6 separate regions of the Homo sapiens genome follow, and all the other regions are linked to region 1. Evidence: chromatin contacts called from ENCODE Hi-C data. All regions are on one chromosome and are shown on one strand. Each heading gives the region's core, a stretch centred on a gene start or an enhancer-like site at or near the end of the contact. The rest is flanking DNA. Distances are from core to core; before and after follow the strand shown.

Region 1 (2,856 bases), core at 205-2,704:
TACTTAGTTCAATTTTCTGCCTTGTCAGCATATCATTGTCTCATGTTCTGCATTAATGACAGAAAGGATATTAAACCTATTAACACTGAGCGGATTCTGCTTTTATTGTCAATGAATTCTTCTTCTGTATCATTCTCTTGGCCTAACTTAACTAATGCAGAGTGCTGAATATTGAGTGCTATGCTAACTTTGAAGAGTGTCCAGCACCTTTTGGGTTTGGATTTCTAGTTTTATGTATAGTTAGAAGCCTGCCCCCTCCATAAGCTGTTATCATATTACCTGAATGACTTTAACATGGAATGTTTAAAAATGATACCTTAAATATGATAAATCAAAAGTTTCCTTGTAAATGTGGTATTGTGACAGCAGCTTTCAGCTCCTTTGTTGCATCCTTTAGCATTTACTATTTTGAATATATATTCATGAAACAAGAATGGCTTGATGGCCAGGCATGGTGGCTCACACCTGTAATCCCAGCACTTTGGGAGGCTGAGGCAGGTGGATCAGTTGAGATCAGGAGTTTGAGACCAGCCTGGCCATCATGGTGAAACCCCATCTCTACTAAAAATACAAAAATAGCTGGATGTGTTGGTGCACGCCTGTAATCCCAGTTACCTGGGAGGCTGAGGCAGGAGAATTGCTTGAACCTGGGAGGCGGAGGTTGCAGTGAGCCAAGATTGCGCCACTGCACTTCAGCCTGGGCAACAGAGGAAGAACCTGTCTCCAAAAAAAAAAAAAAAAAAATAATGGCTTGTACAGTTGACAAGGAGGGGATCAGGCATGACTTGGAGACCAGGCCACCCATATGTTTCTGGTGGTTTCTTAGGACTCAAGGACTTTTTGGAGAATATACTTAACAACTATTGATGACATTGGATATATTTTTTATGTTGATTTGAAGTCTTCATATTGTTTCCGACCTTTCGCCTTTCACTTGGCCTCTTTATGCCATAAGGGAGGTAAGAGTAACAGTAACCTCTTTTTCTTGCTTAATGATCAAAGTACCTTCACATGGTAACCAAGATGGAACTGCTTAAATTCCTTTCTGTAGCTCACAGTACCTTGGAGAAGTTTATACTTTTCAAAAAAGAGAAAAGATTCCAAGGGTACTTTTCTGGGGCTTTAGTCCAGCTTGTGATTTTGGAGTGGATCATTGGCCTGCTCTGCATAGCTGGCTTTAAAAGACTACAGCAGGAACTTCCCAGAAATGAGGAACAAAGAAATGTTGTAGTCAGCCTTCTAGACTTTCTTTTTAAAAACGGTGTAGTAACACTTATTAGTGATACCTAATAATGCTTAAAATTAATAATAACTGGAGTAATTTAGAAATTATAAGACATTTCTTAGCCACTCCACATTTCAAGGTGGAGCTCATGCATATACATTAGACCAACTCTTTTGCTTAAACACTTGGCTGAGATTGTTAAGGGACTTTCTCAGTCCTTTTGGCCCTGATTGCTGCGCTAAGTTTCTTAAATATTACATGCTCATTAGTGCGTGTAAGTACATGCTTTTCACCCCAGAACACTCATGATCTTTACGTCATCTTTCTGCCTCAGCTGCTCTTTCATCTGGATCATGGAATGTTGCAGGGTTAACACAGTGTTGCTGGCTTTGCGTCAAGAAGCTCCTTGATTACATTCATCAACACATTCACATGGTGTTTCCAAGCACTCATAGAACATTTGCCATGGAGGATGGTAATTTGGAGAACTGCCCTTTCACTCTCACATTGATATGCCACATGTGTCTGTACAGCTTCCCATTGTGAGAGCCTCATTCAGGTGTGGCTCTGGGCTGGACCTGTGGATTGCGGGATCTAGAGCAGGACTGTAGCTAACTGGGCAGTTACCCTGGGTGGCTGGAATCGGCTGTTTCTGAAAGGCAGATTATATAAGTAGCACTGTTAGTCCCAGGGGATAAGTGGGCTAAAAAATGAAAGCTCAGACAAGATGAAGCCAGATGGCCACAGGAATGGAGTAGGAAGCAAGGCCTTGTGTTGAGGAGAGGGGACTGCCAGCCCAGAGCTCTTTCTAAAAAAATTATTTGTGGGGTTGCTTGCTGCTATTTGTTATGTGGACTGGCTGAGTCAAAACAAAACCAAACCAAAACCAAGATTTAGTAACACCTGAGTGAATGAGTAGATAATCCTAAATTGCCAAAATGACTACCTACCTGCAAGCTTCCCAGGTGGGCTCAAAGCTACCTTGAAGCATGCGTTGCATTTGCCTTACAGAAAGGAGGAGTGTGTCAGCCCAGTGGTTACGTGGAGTTTGAGTGTAATCGTTTTGTGGTCTCACTGTTGAATGATGGGCCTAACAAGACATCTGTATATTGGAGTTTTATCTTTGATAATTTTCTGTGGTTCCATAGTCTAAATTTGGTGAGTTAATATTCTGAAACACTTTTGAACCAGAACGACTGAACTCTAGTTTCTAATTCAAAATAGGTAATGTTTTCAGTTTAGATCATGAAATATTAGAACTGAGAGGGAGCTTTACCTCACCTCTTTTGACACCATCCTATAGCAGACTCTTTATTCATTTATTTGTTTTCTTGTTGTTTATTCTGTTGAGCATCTACTGTGTGACAAACACTACTCTTGACAAGAGGATATTCTGAAAATAGATAAAGTCTATTAAACGTAAGTTTCCCATAAGCAGCAAGTTTGTTAGATTTTTATCCTGTTGTGGATCTGTCTGTTTGCATACTTATAAACACTGAGCTTTTTTGATCATTCTTTTTTGAGATGGAGTCTTGCTCTGTCACCTAGGCTAGAGTGCAGTGGCACGATCTCAGCTCACTGCAACTTCCACCTCCCAGGTTCAAGCAATTCTTGTGCCTCAGCCTCCCAAG
Region 2 (3,218 bases), core at 521-3,020, 1.1 Mb before region 1:
ATGTAATACGTATTAGGAAGCGATGGTTAAAATATAATGCTGTCTGACTACAAAACATATTTAATGATTAAAAAGTATATAATATGTCACTTACTGCATTTATGTGCATAACCTAAATTTGAGTTTATTTCATATTGTTGTGTTAGAATTGCAATTAGCAAAGACATGCAATACAGGCCTCAACATTTAGATAAAAGGGCAGAGTAATTTTTCATGCATTACACTTATGCAAATACAGACAATATATAATAAATAAATCAAATTCTTTCCATTTACATTAAAAATTTGACAAATTTTTATAGAAGAGATGACTTTAATTTCTACTTCTAAAATAATTTTAGGCCTTTTTTTTACAATGTCACATATTTTTTAAAAATATATAGAATGCCACAATTTTATGAGCACTAACAGAAACACTTCAGATTTTTTTTCTATAGTTATTTTTATGACCCAGAAAACAGGGATCCTATATATTAAAGAGTTATTATGTTAAAATGACAGCAAGAGCTATGCATAAGAAACATGGAGTAATTTATGAGAGCCGCTCGTCAATATTCACGGGGGTTATTCAAGCTTAGTATCCACATGCAAAAGAATGCTGAAAACCAGCCCCTTTGTCCTGTTACTGGTTTCCTTTTCTCCATGGGAATCAGCAGCTCACAGGAAGCCTTTTCTAAAATTCTGTGCTAGACTATTCAGAGCCAACAAAGGCTTCACATTACCAAATAGTTAATATGTTCAAAACTAATATGTAGGTTAGTGACAGTTTTTAAATCCAATTACCATTAGAAAACCACAGGTTTTAAGAAAATTATTTTCCATTTATATTAAGGTACAATTTACTTGTAGTAAAATTCACCCTTTTGAGCATATAAGGGTTTTGAAAGAGAGTCGTGTGACCATCACCGCAATCAGAATGCAAAACAGTGTCATCGTCCCCAGGCTTCTTTTGCAGTATCTTCCTCTTCAAACCCCAGCCCTTGGCAACTACGCAGCAGGATTTTTTGCGTGTGTGCCTATAGTTTTCCTTTTGTAAGAATGTCATACAAATTGAGTCATAGAGTATGCAGCCCTCTGAATCCTGCCTCTCACTTAGCATAATGCACGTGAGACCCATTCATGCTGTCATGTGGAACAGTGGTTTCTCTTTGCTGTTGAGTGATGTTCCATGGTATGGAATGCATCACAAATAGCGCATGTGAGACCCATTCATGCTATTGTGTAGAACAGTGGTTTGTTTCCCTTTGCTGCTCAGTGATATTTCATGGTATGGAATGCACCACACATAACGCATGTAAGACCCATGCATGCTGTCGTGTGGAACAGTGGTTTGTTTCTCTTTGCTGTTGAGTGATATTTCATGGTATGGAATGCACCACACATAACGCACGTGAGACCCATTCATGCTGTTATGTGGAACAGTGGTTTCCCTTTGCTGTTGAGTGATATTTCATGGTATGGAATGCACCACACATAACGCATGTGAGACCCATTCATGCTGTCATGTGGAACAGTGGTTTCTCTTTGCTGTTGAGTGATATTTCATGGTATGGAATGCACCACACATAACGCATGTGAGACCCATTCATGCTGTCATGTGGAACAGTGGTTTCTCCTTGCTGTTGAGTGATATTTCATGGTATGGAATGCACCACACATAACGCACGTGAGACACATTCGTGCTGTAGTGTGGAACAGTGGTTTGTTTCTCTTTGCTGTTAAGTGATATTTCATTGTATGGAAGGCACCACAGTTTGCTTATCCATTCTCCAGTTGAGAAACATTTGGGTAGTTTCCACTTACTGGTGATGACAAATAAAGCTGCCGCAAACACTCATGCATACATTTTTGCAAGAATGTAGTTTTCATTTCACTTGGGTAAATACCTAGGAGTGAGACTGCTGAGTCATATGGTAAATATATGTTTAACTTTATAAGAAACTGCCAAACTGTTTACCCAAAGCGTCTGTACCAGTTTGCATTCCCACCAGCAATATCTGTTAGTCTAAGTCATTCTGTATCCTTGCCAGAACCTGGTACTACATTTATATAAAGTTTTTCCTTTAAATATTATAGACTTCTGAGATCAGAAAATATCTTTAAATCTGGCTTCATTTAATTAAATATATTTTTAAGACAGCTTTGAAAGTATATTAAGTATGATTAACCATTTTTTGCTTTTATAGATTTCTTTTCTAACAGGAAAAAAAATATGTGTCAGTTTCTCTGTGTGCAGCCCCTGACCCATTGCCCAGAGATCTCCGGATGTCAACCGAGAGATGCATACATCACAATGTGACGCGTCAGGACCATGGCCTAGTGGCTGCGCACAGCTGCTGGTGATGAGTCCAGATCTCTGCAGATCCTCCTACTTTCGGCCCCGCAGTCTACTTGTTTAACTGATGATTCATAGGCATTATTAGTAACTCAAAATAATCTTTTTTGATGCCAAAACCAAAAAGTGATAAATCAAGAGTATATCCTTTCTATTGTTGCTTTATAAAATACTTTCATGCTATCCAGGCAGTCCTAATTAAATCTTAAACAACAAACAAGGCTAAGGTTCAGAACTAGAAATGTTAAGCTACAAATATGCTAACTGATGATGTGAAAATCAGGTCCCAGTTGGTCGTACTAATCAAGATAAAGTGATGCGGCTAACCTCCAGGTTTTACCCGCTTCTTGGGAAGTCAAATGTTAAAAATCAGGAAACTCCAAATTACTCATTATAACTCCTTTGAGCTTTAACAGAGACGCTTCATTGAAATTTAATAGAGAATGTCCCTGGTTTTGGAGGGGTTCTGTTTCTTTACTAAACTGTTCTTAGGATAGTAACCAAAATATCGTACTTTATTTTGTGCTTACGTATTTCAATGGAAATAATTCTGTGTTAAAATTTAAGAGAGAAAATGAAAATATTAACTAAAAGGTTATTAAAATTTTTTTAAAGAAAAAAGTATAATGCCATGATGAATTGAAAATTAATGTTACTACTTTGAAGAATCAAGTTGATTGTATGTACACACATTTTAAAAGGAGTATATTCTTGAGAGCCTTCCTCTACCAAGACTTTCTAGCATTAAACTTGTTTATCATAGATCTGTTCCAAATCCCATGTGGTAGAGTTAGTAACTATCTCATCTATAGATTATTCTTTTTGAGGACACTAATGTTTGCTTTATAGTCAGATTTCAGAGTCCCTCACCATTTTGATTTTT
Region 3 (3,177 bases), core at 678-3,177, 1.0 Mb after region 1:
GCCTGCTGGTGTGACCTGCACGTATATATCCAGATGGCCTGAAGTAACTGAAGAATCACAGAGGAAGTGAAATTTAAATGGCCTGTTCCTGCCTTAACTGATGACATTCCACTACAAAAGAAGTGAAAATGGCCGGTCCTTGCCTTAACCGATGACATTACCTTGTGAAATTCCTCCTCCTGGCTCATCCTGGCTCAAAAAGCTCCCCCACGGAGCACCTTGTCACCCCCACTCCTGCCCGCCAGAGAACAACCCCCCTTTGACTGTAATTTTCCTTTACCTACCCAAATCTTATAAAACGGCCTCACCCCTATCTCCCCTTTGCTGACTCTCTTTTCGGACTCAGACGGCCTGCACCCAGCTGATTAAAAAGCTTTATCGCTCACACAAAGCCTGTTTGGTTGTCTCTTCACACGAACGCGAGTGAAACTTTCTTCTTTGTACTTTCTGTTATATTGCCAGGTATGTCTTACGTAAAGAACATGGGGATTTTTTGTTCATTTTTTTTCCTCAGTGAAGAATACTGGTTATTACTCTTAAAACGCCTTTGACGTCAAATAGCTGGATTCAAATCATAGATTCATTACGGCCTCGTTGTGTGACTGTTAGGCAAGTTCCGTAGCTTCTTCTCTTAGCCTTCATTTCAAATAGAAATACTTCATTTTCAAAAGAGAATCTCCTTCCATGGTGGTGGTGGAGATTCTAGATGGTGTGTGTCTAATAGCTAAAAAAACGTGTGGTGCTCACTCAACAAATCAAACCAATTTATCCTTTCTCTTAGTGTGGTTCCAGTTTGTTGCTTCTGTCCTCATATATTTATTTAAGTTTTCCCTAGCTTATCTGCTTTCAACAAAATGCTGTCACCAAGACTCTGTCATTACATTATTTTATGCCTGTTCCATGTAGGTTAAGCTCCCAGCAGGAACCCAGCCTGGCCCCTGGTCTCTCCTGAGTGCCTTCTGGAATCTTATGGAAATATTTTACATTCTAACCTGCAAACTGTATATAAGTGAGAAGTGTCCCTGTTTCCAGGACAACCTACTGTAGATAATGCCAGTGTTGGCTGGGTGTGGTGGCTCACGCCTGTAATCCCAGCACTTTGGGAGGCCGAGGCGGGAGGATCATGAGGTCAGGAGATCGAGACCATCCTGGCCGTGGTGAAACCCCGTCTCTACTAATATACAGAAACTTAGCCGGGCGTGGTGGCACGCGCCTGTAGTCCCAGCTACTCAGGAGGCTGAGGCAGGGGAATCGCTTGAATCCGGGAGGCAGAGCTTGCAGTGAGCCGAGATTGTGGCACTGTACTCCAGCCTGGGCAACAGAGACTCCATCACAAAAAAAAAAAAAGAAAAAAAAATGCCAGTGTTTCGTTTTGGTTTGGTTTGGTTTTGACAGAGGTTGGTCAGAATAAATATTTTTGCCACTCTCTTCTTCTCAGGTTATGGCTTGCTTCTATATAGTGGTGCTGTTGTGATACTCCATGGATTGGTTTGCAGCATATTTTTAAATAATTAAAATTATCCTTTGATACCTGCAAAGGAGCAGGTTGGAGCCTGACCTAACCTTGGACAAGGCGGGGCTGGCCTCATCTGCCCCTCGTGCCAAACCATCCTTCCTCAATTCCAGCTTGCAAAGGGCAGGACTCCTCAGTGTGGCACCACCCAGATTTTCACCTTACGTTGTCCTTGGGACAATCTTTACAGGAAAGCAAGCTCTAGTGATTAGATAGCCTGGTTATTTGCCTACATGATTTTCCTTTTCACAGTAATTTTTGCCCCTTCTTTCATGTGCAGCTGGTCTCTCCCTAGAGACCAAAGGAGCACTCTTTTTCTAAGCCCAGGACCTGAAAGGCATTGCCTGGCAAAACCTTGCAAGCCAGTGTGCGTCACAATACCCTTTGAATGATGTAAAGGAATCAGGCCCTGCCACTCTGCAGTTGATCCAGCAGCAGGAGGCAGCTGTACCCATCACTGTCCTCAGAGTACTTTTAAGAACAAGGAGGTCTCTGCCCACGGCAGCCCAAGCAGGTAATAGCGGTTGGTTGTTACTGCCTGTACCTCTCTCTCGCCTCATTTAGAGGTTGCATTACTAAATGGTTGACTGCATTTCAAATATTTTAGAGACAGGAACTCACAACATAAAGAAACTTCATGGCAAGCCTTTTGGTAAAGCAAAAATGTCTTTTGGAAAGTGAATACTCATCTCTCTCAACTTTGAATTCTTGTCATAGTTTTAACTCAACGTGTCTTTTTTTTCTTAGAAACGGGTACACCTATATTAAATAAGATAATTGGTTCTCTGTGATACAAGAAGACCTAGGTTTTAAAAACTGTGAACTAGATTAACAGGTTACTGAGTTAGCTGATCGATTGATTTATTCACTCATTCTGAAGTATGCATCAAGCACTCCTTGGACAGCGAACACTTTGCAAGAGAATGAGTTAGGAGAAGGACAAAGAGAGTGAAGATCGTGGCCACCAAACGAAGTGGTCCCCAACATCTAGGAGCTCACATTTTACCTGAAGAGACAAAGTGCTGTATAAAACAGATGTCTTGGCCAAGCGTGGCGGCTCACACCTATAATCCCAACACTCTGGGAGGCCGAGGTGGGAGAATCACTTGAGCCCAGGAGTTTGAGACCAGCCCGGGCAACGTAGCAAGGTCCTGTCTCTGTTTAAGAAAACAAACAACAACAACAACAACAAAAAACCCAGATGTCTCGTTGTTTGAAGAATTTCTAGAACCTTATCCAAAGCCTGGTGGAGAGTTGTCACTAATTTTTCTTAAATAATAAAATGAATAAATCAATTCAGAAACCAATAAACCAAAAAGGAAAGGACTCAGAACCAAAATGCGTAGGAGAATCTCCCAGGGGCTCTGGGAATTCACAGGAGGGAAATGGGCCATTTGAAACTCAGAAGAGAGGCCTCCTAGGGAACGTATGTAGGACCTGAACAAAGCCCTGAAGAATGGGCTTAATTTAGGCTAGAGAAGGAAAAAAGAAAGAGTATTCAGGCAGCAGAATTCATTACAGAACTGGTGAGAGTCAGGGGAGAAGGGAACCAACCTTCCTGAACTGGGAAAACTGCCTGCCTGAGAAAACAGAAGCAACAGGGGACTATCAAAGTAACTCATTGCTGCGAGCCCTCTTCTAAACAGCCTCTCATCGCACAGGCT
Region 4 (2,830 bases), core at 184-2,683, 1.1 Mb after region 1:
ACCTGTGATTTCATTGTTTCTGCATGCTCAAAATGGTATTCAAGGGGGCCTATAACTTACTAGAACATATACAGCATGGCACCATCATATCATGCCATGCATGTTCAAAAACAAATATTCTTGCAACCTAAACAGATAGCAGTTAACTTCAAATATTACATTATGCTTTGTTTTGAAAGTGGTTATTGCTCATCTGCTTAGAATTTTGAAACTGGAGAGAGTTATCTGAGAGCCTTTACAAAGGCCTTACCCTGTATGCTGCGTCAAAGGAAACGACAAATAGGAAGAAAGGTTACACTGAAAACCACGTGTCTCCCGTTAGAAGTACATTACCACCTCGTTTTCCGAAAGTTCACTTTCGATGTCACCTTAACAATGCAAATATTTATTTCCAAATACTCAATTTGACATCCATGTATTTACTTCCCTCACTTTTTTTGAACAGAGAAGGGATTCCTTCCTCTGGGACCAACTAGTAAAAGTAATTTCTCCTTAACTTTCATGTATGGAGCACACTGTAAAAACAAAAACAAAAACAAGAAACTCAGGGCCCTAAAACAACAGTCCAAAGCCCAGAGGTGGGTGGGTTTGGATGTCAACAAAGTGGACCAGAGGAAGCAAAGCACTGCATGCCACGGTCCTGCAGATGGGGGATCGGTGAGTCTGATTTCAGGACGTTTCGAAACAATCCACTCCCACTCCGCCGCCCTGGGCGGGGCGGGGGGGCGGTGATGGGGGGTTCTGCCGTCGCGCCGGGTCTCCGCCCGCAGTCGGAAGAGTTGGGAGCAGGCCTCGGGCGGTAGCTCCTCAAACTCGGACCGCATCCCACCTCCACCCCGGCCTCAGTCCCGGCGCTGAGCACCACTCGCCAGACGCAAAACTGCAACTGCCAGGCATCGCGCATCTCTCAAAGGCTCCCCGCCAGCCCACCTCTTCCTCCAGGGCCACCCCAAGTTTCACCCGACGCTCCAGGTCAGGGGTCCCCGACCTCCCGCCATTTCTCCACGTAGCCGCAGCTCAGGACAGGAGGAGAGAGCCTCAAGGTGACACCTCATTTTGGCCAGTGGATCCGGGTTCTGGGTCCGAGTTCCCGGGCACCAGGAGCCAGGCAGCCCGAGCTCCCGGGCCCGGCTTCCCATGAGAGGCCCCGTCGCCTCACCTGGCAGCGGCACACGATGTCGGCGTCCTGCGCCAGCAGGTCCACCACCTTCCCTTTGCCTTCGTCGCCCCACTGCGCACCGAGCACCACCGTCACCCGGTTTCCTCCGGGCCGCGCCCTGGGGCGGCCGCAATCGCCGTTGGGCAGGGAGGATGCCGCCGGGTAGGTCTCGGCGAACGCCATGGCTCCAGTGACGCGAGGAGAGCCCGAAGGAGAGGCGGCCGGCGAGGAGTGAGCGAACTGAACTGCTCTGCGGCCGCCAGCCACATGCAGAGGAAGAAGGAGCCAGAGGCCGGCCCCGCCCCCGCCCCGCCGGGCCGCCACCCTCCAGCCAGTCCCCGCCCCGCTCTCCGCCACAGCCCGCTCAAGGGGGTACCATGACTGCCCCGCGCAGGCCGGCCTCGGCAGCACCGCCCGCAGGAAGAGGCCCTGGTGGCGGCAACGGCCGCCACCCCGGACCGAGGCCACGCCCCTTCCGCGGCCTGGCGCGCCACTCCCGTGCAAACCTCGCGAGCGGAAAAGGTCAGGGGCGGGGCTTCGAGAGCGCTTCTCCTTCAGCACCCCGCCTACCCGCTCTACCTCTCGCTTTCAAACTGGAGAGGCGCGGAAGCGCGTGTGGAGCGTCGGACTACAAATCCCAGCATGCAACGCTCTGGGCTGCGGCGGTGTATTCTGGGGCCACTGTGTCTGCCATCTGCAGGTTTGTCTGGATTTGTCTTTATTAAGGAATGAATGTGTACAAAATACAAACTGTGGAATTTCGCAGTACAAACAGCATAAAATCGGAACGTGTAAGTGTAGAATTGGAAATTAAAAGTCCGGAAGTAACAGAGATGGGGACAGGGATCAAAAAAGACAAAATTCAAAAGTAAGGCAATAAGATAAAGGACATGAGACCTGAAATCAATAGATCAAATAAAGTCCTAATCCTCATTTTACATAGTAGTAACAAAGGCTCAGAGAGGAGGAGTGGATTACCTATGTCGCATATAGTACATATATGCAGATACCGTCATGCACTTCTTTATTTTTTAATCCCCACAACCATATAAGGTAGGTGATCCTCTATTATCCTTATTTTACAGGATTTAAAAGCTGGGTAACTTGCCCTAGTGAGGCTTGAATTGGTACTTCGATAATCTAAGTCCAGAGCCCATGTCCTTCCTGTAGATTCCACTGTCTCTCAGTTACATTTGTAACTAGATTCTGGTGTATACCTACTGTTCATCTAATGCCCTTTCGACACCAACACAAATTAACTATGATGTTTAATTCTGATAAAAGGTGCTTCGAAAAAAAGTGGGAATGGAATCACATTATATGTACCGTCTCCCAAATCGCCTGTACATACTGTATGTTCACTAATGGTCCCTAGAGTACACTTTAGTATTTTATTTCTAGTCAATGAGTTAAGTCAGGAACATTGAGAACCTGCTATTAACTAACTAAGTGTCCTGGGCACTGATAACATAGGAGAAATAAAGATACAATTCAGCCCTCAAGGATTCAAATTATTTGGTCTATTGATTAGTAAACAATTATAATACTATGTGATAATTGTTGTCTATCTTGGCCTTATTACAAGATCACAAACATTTTGGAAACAAGAATGCCATCTATTTCTTTCTAGTCAAATGCCCGAGGTAGTGTTGGGCAGATAGTAGATACTGA
Region 5 (3,141 bases), core at 60-2,559, 1.1 Mb after region 1:
TGGTTCTTTTAATCAGCTATTCATGGTGTAATAAAATAAATTTAAGTGGCACCTAATTTAACATTTAAAATAGTTCATTAAAAGATAATCTACAAAACAATGTTATGCCTAATTGTCAAAATAACACCTTTTTTTTTTCAAGAAAGGAGAAATAAAGGCATAATCAAAATTATGGCTAACAACGTGGGTTCATTTTGACACTTACAGATGATTCTGTAGGCATATCGGCAGGCACGATGTTGAAAACCAATCCACTAGATTTAAAATTAATGGTAAGATAAAAAAGAAAAGATACACATTTCAGAGGTAATGTTTGAAATTAAAGAAAAATATCCACCATATATTACAACAGATCTTTTAATGACTATTTTTAACATAAAGATTGTTGTTTTGGGAAACATCTATTCTCTTTGAACATTTCACTAAATTTTCAATGTATTAAATAACTGACAGAAATAAGTTCTGTGTTCTGTACAAATTAAAGGTCCCATGAATACATAACCCCCTCCCAGCCCCACCAAAGCTCAATTTTGCATGGTTTCAGCAGAAAATAGACAGCCCAAAATTTAAACAGAATTCATAGCATTACAAAAGTTTACAGAACCCCTATGTTTTCATCATTTGTTTCTAACAACAAAGATTACAATGACAGAACTGAATGATCAGAATGTAAAAATATTTGTGCAAAACTGCATTAATTGTTCTTACCATCTAATAGGGGTAAAACTTAAGAACACGCAATGACAATAATGAAGAAAAACTACATTAAAAGTAATTCTACTTTTGATATCAAACAACATGGATTATACTATTACTAAACATTGAAAAAAAAAACGTGGCACCATGAGAGCAGCAGGAGCAACAAATGATTTGGCAATTCCAGCTAAAGAAAGCTGACACTGGAATATGCCAAAGTTAATCTCCACAGTAGGCATCCATCTGAAAAGACTGGAAACAACTGTAGGGCTTCAAACTTACTTCAGTGTCTTTATTCTTGAATTTGCAGGTCATAAATGAAATATTTAAGAAAGTCTTTTCCCCTCCCTCTCAAGGAGTGTTTCTTGCATTACTGGCAATCATTAAAAGAGTTGAATCATAGATTCTCTGGATTTACCAACACCAATCCACTTAACTAGGAGAATACAAAGAGAAAAGGAATTGAATCAATTCATCTCTAATGTTCACTCGTTGGGATTAAAACAGGTAGTCCCCTACTTTTCTCAGTATCACCATAACTTTTCCCTATGTGCCTTTTTGCTGTTCTCTATTCTGTTAGCAGACTGTGCCGATTTCTAAACAGGATGTACAAATAAGACCCAGCACAGGACAGTATGCCTTACTGTTCCCTTTTTAACTGTGCAATATTTTCACTTTCCTAATGACTTAGGATAGTAAAATATTGACCAACACCAGCAGAGACCTACAGAAAGTTGGTGATCAAGTTCCTGATAACAGGCCAAGATAAGCATCTTCAACATCTAGATGAGAATATGATTTTAACTTGCACAGCCTCAGAAACTGCCCACTACAGGAGTCTATGGAAATCGAATCATCTGCATCACATGGTTTCAGATTATTTGCAGAATTGCCAGCTTCCATAAGGTACTGTTAGGATCAACCTTCGTGGTATTTTACAGATTTTTGTTAGACTCACTGCTGTTTATATTTCAAGAAAATGCTGACCAAGAGCAGTAAGCAAATATGCTTACTAAATTTGACATCATGCTGGGAGGGGCAACTAGTAATTTGGAAAACAAGAATCATGCTGGAAACGAAGCACAAGGCAAAAGAGATTTTACACGGAGGACACATCCCACACACTTCACTTTTTCTTATGTTTCAAATATCCATCAATGCCAACAAAACGATACAAGGAAAAAGCCATCTGTTAAAAGAATGACTTCACATAACTAGATACAGCCATACGTTGTTATGCCTAACTCCCTCGCCATCTTATATTTGTTCTTTAATAAATAGGCTTAATTATTTTTAAAAATTTTTTCTTACATTTTTTTCTAGTGAGATTTCCCATTTTCTATACCAATTATTTCCCAGTGTATATTCAGGAAACTCCAAATCTCAAGGGTAATTTAACCCAAACAAACCATAAACCATTTTTAACCCCCCAAAAACACACAACATTTTTTGTGGTGGTAGAGATACATGAGGATTTGTTATTAAGAGGGAGAAGTGAATGAGACAATGTCACAGGATAAAAAAAAAACAGACTAAGAATTAAAGACAGGGTCAGAAAGGGTGAGAAGTAATCTATTATCTTCTATTTAAAGATGAGCATCGTATTTACTTTAAGGAATAAAAATATTACTTTGTATCTTCCTGGGCATTTATGCAAATCATGTGCACTCTGTAAAGTAACAATGATCTTTCCTTTATTCTATTTCAAAGGCACATAGGCAAGTTAAAAGAAAAGACAGTTGGCCGGGCATGCTGGCTCATGCCTGTAATCCCAGCACTTTGGGAGGCTGAGGTGGGCAGACCAAGAGGTCAGGAGAGACCAGCCTGGCCAACATGGTGAAACCCCGTCTCTTACTAAAAATACAAAAATTAGCCAGGCGTGGTGGCGCGCACCTCTAATCCCAGCTACTCGGGAGGCTGAGGTAGGAGAATAGCTTGAACCCAGGAGGCAGAGGTTGCAGTGAGCCGAGATCCCGCCACTGCACTCCAGCCTGGGACAGAGCGAGACTCCGTCTCAAAAAAAAAAAAAGAAAAAAGAGAGAGAGAGAAAAGAAAAAACTTATTCACAAAGTGTTTATGTTTACCTGGAATTTGAAGCTCATCTTCAATAAATCGAACATAGTTTTGTGCATTAACAGGTAGTTCTTTAAACGCCCTTGCATTTGATATGTCTGTGTTCCATCCTGGGAGAGTCTTATATTGAACTTCAACTTTATTTAAGACTTCTTGGTTTGCTAAAAGTTAAAGAGGACATTTATTCATGGCACACACTGTTTACTGTCAAACAACTTTTTGATATATTGTAGGTTCAAAATGTCTTTTCAAAATCTTTGGAGCCACATATGTTTTGGGATTTAGAATTCTTCAGGTAGTAGAAAGGTAAAACAGCGCAAATACCATCTGGAGTAGTATTCTATAATCAAACATATTTCTGCAGCAACGCAT
Region 6 (3,010 bases), core at 203-2,702, 1.5 Mb before region 1:
TACAGTTTGAAACCTTGGGAGTCAAATTCACAGTAAATACATGAGCCGTTCACAGTGCAGCAAACTCTCATGTTAGTTTTATGACAGATCCAGTGACACTGGAATGGACACCTTTTTGATTTTGGGGTTCCTTCCTAAGACCCCCATGTGTGATATATTCATGGTTGGATTCTAGGTACTGAAGCAGTTACTACAGCTGGATAGTCCAATGAGTGTAAGAAGGCTTCTCTACAAACACATGCTGCCCACATCGAAGTTCCTCTTTAATCTACTGCAGTTTGAAATTGTCCCCCACTTTCTCCAAGAGTCCACTCCAAGCTAGTTTAGGGTTAGGTCTACCATAGCCTTTGGAAGAGGGAGGGAAGATAACTTTTCTCATCTCTCCTAGTCCCAGCTCTAAAGACCAGAACCAGGGAGAAAGCAACACAGCTTTTCCAAACACATTCCCCAAATGTGGCACCTTTTCAACAATTTTAGTAACAAATTTAAGGCATCATAGATGCCTTTAAAATTGGCATGATAGATGTTAGAGTGATCATAAAAAGACTTTAAAAGAGGAAAAGATGTAAAGAACGTAATCAAATGGGGAGCATGTTTAACAATGTGCTCACTTCTTCCCCTTCAATTCCTTGAATTGAGTCTGCATTATCATTCCTATTGATCTTTGAGCCCAGAACATTACTTTGTGGTCTGGCCTAAGGTTTCTTCCAATTTTTTAAATTACAATATCCCTAAGAGGACAGCGACGAGGTCTGGGGTGTTATGAGGATTGGAAACCTAGCCACAAGTGACCATGAAAGTCCAAAATGCCTCTAAAGTCTTTGTCTCTAAGGCCCATTTTCAAGGTCTTGTTATATAGCTAATTTTTCCCCGACTTATGTCAAAAATAAACGAAGCTGGGTTCTAGGTAAAATGGTAGGGGCAGATTTTAATCACTACTACTACTGCAATGGGGAAAAGAACCCAGCGTGAACTGAATTCAATTTCGATTTGTAGAGGCAACCGGGCGTTTTAAAGAGAATGAAGGAATTAGGATGGGACTGATGACGCCGAGGGGGACTGAGCAACTTTTTCAGGTTTGAAAAGCCTCAACATCAACGCGCGACGGCGCTCTTTCAACATCAGCCTCCAGAACTGGGGCTGCAGCCAGGAGGGAACTACAACGCCCAGCAGCCCCGGCGGGTGTAAACACTCCCAACTTCCGAGGCGGTGCTCACCATCGGCCATCAGCGCCAGTGCCACTCGCGCCCTCAAGAAGCCGCACGGAGTTCGGGCCGGCAGCAGCGGCTGCAGTCGTATGGCAGTGAGCCGCTGTCTACCCAGCGAGACGGAGAGCTCAGGACGCAACCCTATGAGTTGGAAGCCGCAGGAGGCGGAACCGGGTTGCGGGATACGCGTTGACGTCACATCCTCTGGGCGGGGCCGCAAGGAACCCGCGCAAATTGAAAGGTCAGCCTTTCGCGCGCTGTGTAGGCAAGTTACCCGTGTTCTGCGTTGCCGGCCGTGGGTGCTCTGGCCACAGTGAGTTAGGGGCGTCGGAGCGGGTTTCTCCAACCGCAATCGGCTCCGCTCAAGGGGAGGAGGAGAGTCCCTTCTCGGAAGGTGAGAGGAGCGGGCTGTGCGGAGGCTAATGGGTGGGTTCCCTTGGGGGTCGACCTGCGCGTCACCTCCGACCCTCCTCTCGGGATTCGGGTCTTCCAGGAAGGGAAGGAGAGGGTCTGGCGTGATCTTCCCAACCCAACAGCGGAGCCCTTAGCCTGAGTGGAGTATGTGTTTTGTTCCGAGGGGACGTCTGGCAACCAGAGGTCTGCAGTTCAGTGAACGGAGGGAGATAAGAGAGCAGACGATTCCGGGCTGGAGCAGGCGCCAGGGTTGCCAGACTTACCTCATTTTTCCGCAGAAGCTGGCAGTCCAGGTTTTACATGCAATCTCTCCACCTTTAAATGTTGACAAGTACATTTTCCCATAATATTTTGCAGGCCTAAGGAAACGTGTCGTCTGGAATGGGCTTGGGGGCCACGCCTGCACATCTCCGCGAGACAGAGGGATAAAGTGAAGATGGTGCTGTTATTGTTACCTCGAGTGCCACATGCGACCTCTGAGATATGTACACAGTCATTCTTACTATCGCACTCAGCCATTCTTACTACGCTAAAGAAGAAATAATTATTCGAGGATATTTGCCTGGCCCAGAAGAAACTTATGTAAATTTCATGAACTATTATATCCGTTTTCCTCGGAGTGAGAGAAAACTCTTTTTAGATATCATCTGAGAGGTAAGAGACTGTTTTTCTGAAACTGTGGCTTGAGGACCACCTGCATCCAGATTAACTGCTTTGTTTAAAATTCATTCACAGCAGAACTAGTGAATCCCAGTCACTGAGTGGAGTTGAGAGTCTAAGAACCTCTGAAATTTGAGAACTGCTGGACCAGAGCCTTTAGAGCTCTGATAAGGTGTCAACAGGGTAAAGCTGCCTCCTGATCCTGTACTTTCTTTCTTCCTTTCCTTCCAAACTTAACGTTTGATAGGAGAGATTTGTATTATGAAATGCTAAGCAACTGCTCAGTGCCCATTACTGACTTTTTATTGTAGAGTGGGGGGAGGTCGTTTCATCAGAAAGGGTTGTGACAGTTCCAGAATCTCTGTATAGAAAGGGCTTAGGGGGCTGCAACCGGAATGGAAGGGGGTGGAAAGTTAAAGCATTTGTCTTGAAGCTGTATTTGCATAGCAGACGCAGTTTCACAGTTCTTTAGGGTAGCTTTCAGAGAGGCTGATGGAGTTGCCCCTGGGCGCCACCACTGTTTATTACCAGAATGTTCGTGCTTAGAATAATGCGTTCTAATAGCAGTGAATTTCAGTCCTAAAAAAGTACAGGATCATTTCTGTAATTCTTTTTGAATTTTTCCTTTGTTTTTTAATTGAAATACTTACCTTCCTACAAACTGTTTTGAGTTTCTACTCCTATTTGAATTTGCACGTTGACCCTTATGATTAATGCCCTTTGTAGAG

Evidence for each region. A loop is a pair of places that touch in the nucleus more often than their neighbours do. Pooled maps may share reads with other maps.
Region 2: a pooled map shows a loop between it and region 1 (7-fold over the local background). The contact joins two enhancer-like sites. A Hi-C loop is called at or near these places in 1 of 168 maps with a recorded cell type or tissue (transverse colon), 1 of 37 single-sample maps with no recorded cell type and 3 of 50 pooled maps.
Region 3: a pooled map shows a loop between it and region 1 (5-fold over the local background). The contact joins the promoter of SPMIP3 here to the enhancer-like site in region 1. A Hi-C loop is called at or near these places in 2 of 50 pooled maps.
Region 4: a pooled map shows a loop between it and region 1 (6-fold over the local background). The contact joins the promoter of ADSS2 here to the enhancer-like site in region 1. A Hi-C loop is called at or near these places in 2 of 50 pooled maps.
Region 5: a loop to region 1 is called in a map with no recorded cell type, with 18 times the contacts of the local background. The contact joins two enhancer-like sites. A Hi-C loop is called at or near these places in 2 of 37 single-sample maps with no recorded cell type and 2 of 50 pooled maps.
Region 6: a loop to region 1 is called in a pooled map, with 3 times the contacts of the local background. The contact joins the promoter of EXO1 here to the enhancer-like site in region 1. A Hi-C loop is called at or near these places in 2 of 168 maps with a recorded cell type or tissue (CD4-positive, alpha-beta memory T cell and naive thymus-derived CD4-positive, alpha-beta T cell) and 8 of 50 pooled maps.

Annotation. Positions count from the first base shown.
Region 1 is chr1:243,311,982-243,314,837 of GRCh38, forward strand. The region is part of intron 8 of SDCCAG8 (SHH signaling and ciliogenesis regulator SDCCAG8); the gene reads left to right. Among named protein-coding and RNA genes, the nearest start is that of MIR4677, 33 kb to the right of the region's middle. Within about 2 kb of position 1,455, at least 5 of the 41 ENCODE cell types and tissues checked have a DNase peak (open chromatin) inside an H3K27ac peak, as active enhancers do.
Region 2 is chr1:242,224,006-242,227,223 of GRCh38, forward strand. The region is part of intron 4 of PLD5 (phospholipase D family member 5); the gene reads right to left. Among named protein-coding and RNA genes, the nearest start is that of MAP1LC3C, 230 kb to the left of the region's middle. RefSeq lists an enhancer at 1,117-1,196. Within about 2 kb of position 1,771, at least 3 of the 41 ENCODE cell types and tissues checked have a DNase peak (open chromatin) inside an H3K27ac peak, as active enhancers do.
Region 3 is chr1:244,350,708-244,353,884 of GRCh38, forward strand. It overlaps SPMIP3 (sperm microtubule inner protein 3), which reads left to right and starts at 1,928. Exons shown (of 5, transcript NM_001012970.3): 1 at 1,928-2,027.
Region 4 is chr1:244,450,476-244,453,305 of GRCh38, forward strand. ADSS2 (adenylosuccinate synthase 2) reads right to left here and starts at 1,434. Exons shown (of 13, transcript NM_001126.5): 1 at 1,160-1,434. The coding sequence starts at 1,342. It also overlaps a transcript of CATSPERE not described here. RefSeq lists silencers at 614-893, 1,334-1,823.
Region 5 is chr1:244,408,507-244,411,647 of GRCh38, forward strand. ADSS2 (adenylosuccinate synthase 2) reads right to left here. Exons shown (of 13, transcript NM_001126.5): 12 at 2,781-2,930; 13 at 1-1,132. The coding sequence ends at 1,080. Among named protein-coding and RNA genes, the nearest start is that of ADSS2, 42 kb to the right of the region's middle. Within about 2 kb of position 1,310, at least 2 of the 41 ENCODE cell types and tissues checked have a DNase peak (open chromatin) inside an H3K27ac peak, as active enhancers do.
Region 6 is chr1:241,846,752-241,849,761 of GRCh38, forward strand. EXO1 (exonuclease 1) reads left to right here and starts at 1,453. Exons shown (of 16, transcript NM_130398.4): 1 at 1,453-1,602; 2 at 1,980-2,276; 3 at 2,361-2,465. RefSeq lists an enhancer at 1,149-1,488.